2 separate regions of the Mus musculus genome follow, and region 1 is linked to region 2. The links are chromatin loops, found by intact Hi-C in ENCODE. Cell type or tissue: heart. All regions are shown on one strand. Each heading gives the region's core, and the rest is flanking DNA. Links, peaks and the distances in the headings are about the cores only.

What was found. A loop is a pair of places that touch in the nucleus more often than their neighbours do. Peaks named below come from ENCODE experiments on the same cell type or tissue, not always from the same donor. Only the 100,000 strongest peaks of a DNase experiment are listed, where the experiment ranks them.
Region 1: it touches region 2 in a loop (2.3-fold over the local background); 2 of 42 quality-filtered maps call a loop at or near these places.

What each region holds. Positions count from the first base shown.
Region 1 is chr4:47,313,380-47,317,775 of GRCm38, reverse strand. No RefSeq gene overlaps it. Among named protein-coding and RNA genes, the nearest start is that of Gm52732, 12 kb to the right of the region's middle. In heart, for the core only: no CTCF peak of the experiment used is centred there; DNase peaks (open chromatin) are centred at 1,115, 2,065 and 3,551; H3K27ac peaks cover 327 bases.
Region 2 is chr4:47,398,067-47,402,462 of GRCm38, reverse strand. All of the region lies in intron 4 of Tgfbr1 (transforming growth factor, beta receptor I), which reads right to left. Among named protein-coding and RNA genes, the nearest start is that of Gm32435, 26 kb to the right of the region's middle. In heart, for the core only: a CTCF peak has its summit at 2,419 (motif pointing right); no DNase peak of the experiment used is centred there; H3K27ac peaks cover 566 bases.

The sequences.
Region 1 (4,396 bases), core at 90-4,089, 84 kb after region 2:
TGGCAGCAGGAGCTTGAGGCAGAGGCTGTTCACATGGCTCATGGGCAGACATAACCTTCAAAGGCCAACCCTCCAGTGACCTCCTTCAGCCAGCCAGGCCCCACCTCCTAAAGGTTCCACAACCTTCAAAAACAGTGCCACAGGCTGGGGACCAAGCATTTAGATCTTGAGCCTGTGGGGGAACTTTTTGGACTTAAGCCATAAATAACATTGAAGTTCCAAACACTTAGTGTTTCTGGATGTTATAACTGCTGATGGGACAGTCAATCAATAATTGCTGAACGAAATAGCTAGCAAAGAGAAGTGTGAACATTTGCAACACAAAGAGATAGTGAGTGTCTGAGGAGATGTGAATGTCATCACCCTGATCTGACCCTCGCTCTACTCATGTCACACACACTACAAACACATCAAATGTATATACAATTGTTTTTGCACCACGTAAAAATAACACAAATATTTCTTGAGTGAATGACTAAATAATCAGCCATTCAGGCCCTGTTAGATGGTTGTGTCATTCACTGAGAGGGAGAGCAAGCCTAAAAGAAGAAAAAAGAAGTTTCTTTATACCAGAGTTCTGGGTCCTTTTTAGAACTCGGCACACTGGCCAGGCTCATGCAGGAGATAGGAAGTCTACTTCACACTGTGTCCCTGCTAACCCAAAGGGATCTACCCCTAGTCTCAGGACTGAGCTCTTACTAAGTAAGATGATAAAAAGCATTTTAGTTGCCAGAGTTTGGAAAAAGGAGTGGAAAGCAGGGCAGCCAGAGTATGTGGGGAAAGCGGATACTCACTAGCAACAGTCAGGGTTGTACCAGGGAGGACATGGGGAATCAGTCCTGGGCTTGAAGATGGCTGGAAAAGCTATGTGGATTGGGAGATAGCATCTAGCACAGCATGGGGAAGAAAGCTCGGCTCCTCCTGGTTACACCTGGCCAGGCGAAGAATGGCAGGCACACCGAAGTGCTAAAACATCACTTCCAACACTACAAGTAAGCTCATCCAATGAGGAGCACTTTCAGTGATTCCCTATTTGTCAAAGGAAAACACTGAGTTAGTTGCAGGGAAGGATTAAATGCAGGGATGATGCTCAGCTTGACTTGGAAAACTCGCCAGTGATGACGTGGACAGCAAGCGGCAGAGCCAAAATTCAGAGGCAAAGAACTCTCCAGCATTTGACTGCCACACGAATTAGAGGACCCGACAGAAGTCAAGACAGGGAAACCTATTACTGGCTAGAAAAGGCTTTGAAGAGACTCAGTGCTTTCCTGGTGACTCAGAGCTCAGAAGCAGCTGGAAAAGTCTCTCTCTTGCTACTAGGTTAAGGGAGACTGGGACAATGCATTTGTCTTGACTGGAGAGTTCCTGAGTGCCGAGGGATGTGCATGGAATTCAGAACAGTCTGTGGCATTTAGAGTTGTCTTGGTCAGGTTGTATTTATATATTTATGCACAGGATAACAGTTAAAGAGGAGGAGGCCAGGAATTGGAAGGGGTCATGAAAGGAGTTGGAGAAAGGAAACTTAAAAATGATTTAAAAAAAAATGGAAGGGGTTGGTGGACTTGAAAAAGGAGCCACCATTTATTTATGTTTGTGTCTCCACAATGAAACATGATCAGGAGAAAAAAGATGAGTATCCCAGAGACTTCTGAGTGAATGAGCAAACTAACCAACCCAGAGCCAATCCCATCCAGCGCTTCAGATCTTCCCGATGTGCCTGCCCATTCATTGTAAGATAAAGTTTAGATGCTTTACTGTAGAACTCCAAGCTGACGTGAGCTCACTTCTGCCTGCCTGCCCACACCATCCCATCCCTCTTGCTGGCCAGGATGAATCTGTGTTTTAATCTTTTCAGTGTTCTGGTCATTTCAGAGACCTTAGGCATTTTGGATGGAGGAAGTTTTGTTTTCTCCTGCAAGTCTCCTCTCTGGTGAGGCTGCCCATCACAGCCCTGGACACTGGACACACAACTCAAGTGAGGCCAGTGGTGGTCATTTTTAGGAACTGACGTAACCCCCATGGGGAGAGGAAGCCTCCCCTTCCCTCTGTGGGTGTGAGCTCTTGGTTAACAGAGAGCAATGCAGGTCTGAAGCTGTCTGCACCCTGACCCACGAAGGCAGCTTGTCTTTGGTTGAAAGGAAGGAGACATACACAGAGAAAAGCAGAAGTCAGCCTGCCAGCCAGACAGCCAGATGGGAAGATGACCTTAACCCAAGTGTGACATTACCACATTAAGTCTGTACTCCTGTCCCACTTCTTGTTCTCATGAACAAACTCATTCCTCTTTTTATTTTTACTCTTTATTTTTCTGAACCTTAACTAATACTCAGCCACGATACTAGGCTGTTGACAGTTCCCACAATTCTGCTTCTATCCTGTTCACGTACAGATGACAGCCCTCAGCCAAGGGATCCAGAGGACACTGGAGACCTGAGGGTAGTTCCTGTGACCCAGTTTTTTCATCTTACCAGGTCTGTTTCAGGCCATATCATGGAGTCACACCAGACTCTTCCCCACCACCACCACCACCCCACATCCCCACCCATACCCGCACACCCTCCCACCGCCATCCCCACCCCTACCTTCCCACCCCCTGAGCTGCTCCGCTCATTTGCTATTCTGTTCTTCCCAAGCTGTTGTCCTCATAAGATCGGCCCCCTCTCCTACGTGGGTTGGCAGCCGTTTCTCTTGCTCTGGTTATATTGCTGGATGGAAGATCCAGGAAGGTTGAAGCCACAAGCTTAAGACCTGAAGGTCTTTGATACAGACACAGAGCACCCTCAAAGCCCTCCAGCTTATAGAGGTTATAGCCATACATACCTACATATTCCTTCCTGTGTTTGGCCTGGGTGAGGGTTGGCTTAACAGCCTTCTAGTACCCCCAAGTCGTCCAGGCCAATGCGTAGTGAAGGCTTGGAGACCCTTCAGCCACTATGTTTTAGCTAGCTGAGTGTTATATTTCAGGTGTGAAGTATGCCAGGTAGCCAGTGAGAGGGGTATGACACCAGGTATGTCAGCCTAGGGGATGTCACAGCAGTGTTGTGGGAAGGAAGAGACAATGATTAAGGCTTTGCTAAGATGGTACAGGACATGACGTGGCCCATCAGAAGAGTCTATGTGGTTTGCCTAAGAGACCCTGTGAAAGACCAGACAGGTAGATTTTGGCATGGGACAGGAAAGATTAGCAAGGCAAACACTCAGTGAAGTCTCTTGAATGCCAAGCACAGGATTGGAATGATTGGTCAGAGTGCACGTAGCTGTAGTTGACTCTTGTCTGTGAACGTAGGTCCTCCAGGGCATGCAGAGGGGGAAAGTCTCACCACCCTCTCCTAGGGTCAGGAGAAGTGGGCATCTCTCTTCCTGGCTTCCCTCAGCTCTGCTCCACCGTGTCCTTTCTATGGTCTCTGTTCTGGTGGGCTCTGACTGGTGTGGGTGACATCTATACTTCCTGACTCAGCACCCTCCTGTCCTCTTCCTCGTGCCACTGTGCCCATGCCAAGAACTCCCCACCTGTAACTTAGCACTGGATCTGTCCCCAGCCATCTACCACTGGGACTTTCCCCTGTAGCCATTTCTGTTTCTGACTCATTAGAAAGATTCTATGCTCTTCCTGCTGTGGATTTTGAAGTGGACGGTCTGGGTTGTTTTGTTTTATATTGTTTTGGTTTTGTTCTGAATTTCCTTCCTACTTCAAGGACTTAGGAGGATGCAGTCACTCCGATGACTTTCTGGGCCAGTCCCCACTGAATGGGAAGAAATAGCTCAGCATGCTTCTTGCCTACTGATGATGTTTCCAGAATCATGCACTTGGAGTGGAGATGGAACCAACAGGCATCCATATCCAGTGGTGCCTTGAGAGGACTTTGGGCCTGAGCCTGAAGCCAGCCCTGCACGTGCCAGCCACATGACTGGACCCAGGAAGGAGCCGAGCCTCCACTTGCATTTTTTCTTCATTTGTAAAGTAGAGGTTTAGAATGTACCCACTTTGCAGAGCTGGGGACCTCGTTTACCGATGATAAACTTTTACTGAGTGAAGCAGATACTGAGTGTGTCTATCCTGTTCACTGAGTGTGTCTATCCCGTTCACTGAGTGTGTCTATCCCGTTCACTGAGTGTGTCTATCCCATTCACTGAGAGTGTGTCTATCCCGTTCACTGAGTGTGTCTATCCCGTTCACTGAGAGTGTCTATCCTGTTCACTGAGAGTGTGTCTATCCCGTTCACTGAGTGTGTCTATCCCGTTCACTGAGTGTGTCTATCCCGTTCACTGAGTGTGTCTATCCCGTTCACTGAGAGTGTGTCTATCCCGTTCACTGAGTCTATCCCGTTCACTGAGAGTGTCTATCCTGTTCACTGAGAGTGTGTCTATCCTGTTCACTGAGTGTGTCTATCCCGTT
Region 2 (4,396 bases), core at 284-4,283:
AGTTCACACTCAGTGTTGCTCTGGAGGAAGAAGGGCAGCAGCAAGTGAAGATAAGAAACTTCTGGGGAGCCAAGTATGACCTCAATAGCATGTGACAAAACTGAAGTAAGCTTTGGTGAGAACTGACAAGCTTCAGTGACAGACTGTACAGTTCTCAAAGATGCCAGACAAGATGATCATAATTTCAATGCTGCTCTCTCAGAAAAACCTCTGATGCTAAAACAGGAACTAAAGTGTTGAAAGAGAAGGCTAAAGAGACTAGGACTGAACCTCACTGTACAAGGTGATTTGGAACCTAAACAACTTGAAATGTGGGTGCTAAGAGTTCCTTGGTAAACTGATACATGCATCTGAAATGTAACATTAAGGTTGGCAGGCTCCTAGGCTACACTGGTTCAGTAAATGCAATTTAACTTTGAAGTAGATGGGAAAACAAGAAACAACACAATTCAATAAAATATACACCCTAAGTCATGTACTGGCTAGTTTTATGTCAGCCTGACACATGCTAGAGTCATTAGGAAGCAAGGAAACTCAACAAAGAAAATGTCCCCACTAAAGTGGTCTATGGACATGCCTGGGGTGTACTTTTTTGATTAATAAACCATGGGGAGTACTCATTGTGGGAAATGCCACCTCTACACTGGTGGTCCTGGGTGCTAAAATAAAGCAACCTGAGCCAGCCAGAGGGAGTCGGGGGTGGGGGGAGCAATAAAAATTGTCCATTCATGGTCTCTGCTTTAGTTCCTGCCTCCAATTCCTGCTTTGACTTCCTTTGAAATGAACTATGACTGAGAATGTAAGCTGAAATAAATGTTTATGTCTCCAACTTGCTTTTAGTCATAGTGTTTTACCCCAGTAATAGAAAAACATAACTAAAACAAGTTATACTGACCCAGGCAGGAACCCAGGGTCTGTGTGTTATTGATTACATGGACTCAGACATATTTTTGAATGGGCCTATGTTTCTTCTTTTATACAAGAACAACTTACTTTGAAGACTCTTAAGATATTTAAAGAGAATACAGAACTATATTTCTTTTTAAAGTAGGTAATACAATGTTTGCCATATGAAAATTTAAAATGTGATGTTCCCTACAGCTACAGACAAAAGGGAAAAAAAAGGAAATATAAATGAGATCTATATTTTGTTGGCATGTACCTTTAATCCCAACACTTGGGAGACAGAGGCAGGAGGCCAGTCTATTCTAGAGTGAGTTACAGAACATCCAGAGCTACATAGAGAAACCCTATCTTGGGAGAAAAGCAAAAACCCAAAACCAAAACCTAACAAAAAAACGGGGGTGGGGGTTGGGGGAGAGGAGGGTGTCAAAAATAATAGGGCTTCATACTCTGGGAAGAGTCCTTTCTTTCTTTTTAATTTTATGTTCAAGTATTTTGCCTGCATGTATGGCAAAATTACCACTTGTGTGTCTGGTGTTCAGGGAGGCCAGAAAAGAGCAATATATCCCCTGGAATTGAAGTTACATAGAGACTGTTGAAAGCCACCATGCAGGTGCTTAGAGTTGAACCTGGGCTCTCTAGAACATTGAGTGTTTTTAGTCATTGAGTCTTCTCTTTAGCCCCATGCAAAGTATTTCTTGTTCTGCCAAAAGAACTCAAGAGATGGAACTCCAGTTGCACAACCAGTTAGCGCACAGTCCTTATACATCAGTGCTAGGCATAAGAACAAGAGATTAGTGATTCTAGGGGTTGGTTTTCTTTTGTTTTTTTGGCTTGTTTATGTTTGTTGTAGTTTTTTTCTTTTCTTTTCTCAACTGTTCTTCATGCATCTCTAAAGTTCTTTTCTTGGTATGTGTACACCACTAGCTCACATTCTTATCTGTAAACCATAACTGTGTTCTGAAAGATTCAAAAGCACAACAGCTAGAGAACACGACAGGAAAGGGAGATTTCCTGAAGTATCTAAGAAGAGAGGAAGAAGGAAGAGATTGCTCATACAGAGAGAGCTGCATAACGGACTTAAATGATGACTCAGCATTTAAGAACCAATACTGGCCATAAGGAGAGCAGAGTTCAGTTCCTAGAACACGTATCAGGCTCACAACTGCCTACAATACCAGCCCAGGAGAACCTATACGTCTGGCCTCTTTGGGCACCAGTACTCAATCACACATACCTGCATGCAGATATACTCACATACCTATAGTTAACAATCTATCTATCTATCTATCTATCTATCTATCTATCTATCTATCTATCTATCTATCTACCTACCTACCTACCTACCTACCTACCTATCTATTTTTGTTTAAGGCTGGCCTAGGCAAAGGTAACCAAATCAAGAGGATGAAGATGAAGAAAAAGAGAAGTGGGATGGAAAGCCTAGGTTCTGCCTGGTACACCTAATAAAGAAAACAGTAGTAAGGTCAGTTAGTTCCCATTGTGACCACCAGATGACAGCATCCACTTGACTGCAGTTTGAACAAATGGCACTTCAGGGCACAACAGGTTCAGTGGTTTGCACTTGTGGGTTGTAACTTGAAACATGCCTAATAGAAGCCTGAAAGAGGTTTAAAATTCAAATGCAAATGAGTCACCACCATTGTAGAATTTGAAATCACAAATCTGGGTAAGCCCTTTTAGTGAACAATTACTATTGTAGAATCAGAGCTTTCTTACACATCAATCAGAATAAGAATAAGAAAATAAGAAAATAGTAGGAAATAAGAGTAGGCTAGTATAGCGGCACACTGAAACCTCACCACTGGGACATGGAGTGAGGAAGATCATGAGCTCAATGCCAGTTGTGGCCATCGAGAGATTGAGAGAGATTGAGAGAGAGAGAGAGAGAGAGAGAGAGAGAGAGAGAGAGAAAGAGAAACAATATACTAAGAAAAAATGTTATTTCAACAGTTGGAAGAGGGAGAGATACCTAGTGTCAAAACAGAAGAAAGTAAGAGCCAAGGAGACAGACTGTGATTACTACTTTGCTTGTTTTTAAATTAGATACTGAATTGTTAGGAGCCACTGATAATCACTACCTACCACCCATTACTGTTCCTCCCACAATCACACATAAGAGTCCTAATGAGACAGCTTAAGTTCACAACACAGCTAGTGTCTACTTATGAAACCAACAAAACCGATCGGCCTCAGCCTTTGGAATGGGTAATCTTAACTGTTAACTTGACTGCAATTTAGGATGTTTCAGAGACAAACCTCTAGGTGTGACTGTGAGGGTTGTTCAGAGAAGTTTAAATGAGGTGAGAAGACTCACCCTTAAGATGGATAGCACTACTTCATGGCTGCCCCTATGACTGCAGATGCAGTGTGACCAGCCTCAGGCTACAGTCTGTCACCATGCCTTCCATCATGATCCCTTCAGATAGGAAACAAAAGAAACCCTTCCTTCCCAAAGGTATTTTGTCATAGTAATGAGATGTTAACTAATAGAGCCTCTAAATCTAATGGTATACTATAAACTTGAAAATACTGAGAAGCCAAAAAGAAAAAAGAAAAAGGAGTAACCACCTGACATTAGAAAAGGGAAAGATGGCCACTGCAAGCCTCTCTCACCAAGCCACAAATGACACTTGTTGTGATTTTTGTTGCTATTTTTCTAGTGATTTATTTATTTTTATTTTATGTACATTGGTGCTTTGCCTGCATGTGTGTCTGTGTGAAGGTGTCAGAACCCTGGCGCTAGAGTTACAAACAGTGGTAAGCTGCTACATGGGTGCTGAACCCAGGTTCTCTGGAAGAACAGCCAACGCTTTTAACCTCTGAGCCATCTCTCCAGCCCCTCACTGTTCGTTTTTAATAGGAAGGCAGGAGATATGTTTATTTGATTAGGGTGGCAAAAGTTGAGTCACAATGTAAGTTCACAACAGATATCAGAAGAGGAACACTGTGGCATAAAGGTATTAACAGAAGCCAAAAAGAAGAAGCAGGGTCTAAGGTCACTGTTGGCAGTCAGTCACCTGCAGCATCCATGCTTCTTGAGCGTGTTGTGCCCTGACCTTATCTCATACTTTCAAGACATTGTCTGTAGTGTTCACGTGGCTCTAGCAGCAAGGCAATTTAGGAGAAACTCCTTCTCAGGTTTACTTGTACTTCCTTACAGAAATGAGGAAGTATTTAACTCCTGCCAGATCAGAACACAATACACTGGCAAGTTATTGTTATTTTCCTCAAAAATAAGGCTATTTTGTCAATGATACTCTGTTGTGCTTACAGACAGTAACCTAGCATAACTGTCCTCTGAGAGGCTCTACCAAGCAGCCAATGGAAAGAAATGCAGAGATCGACAGCGGAGCATTAGATGGAGCTCAGGGAGTCTTATGGAAGAGGTGGGAGAAGAACTGAAGGACCCAAAGGAGATAGAGACTCCACAGGAAGACCAACAGTGTCAACTAACCTGGACCCCTGGGGA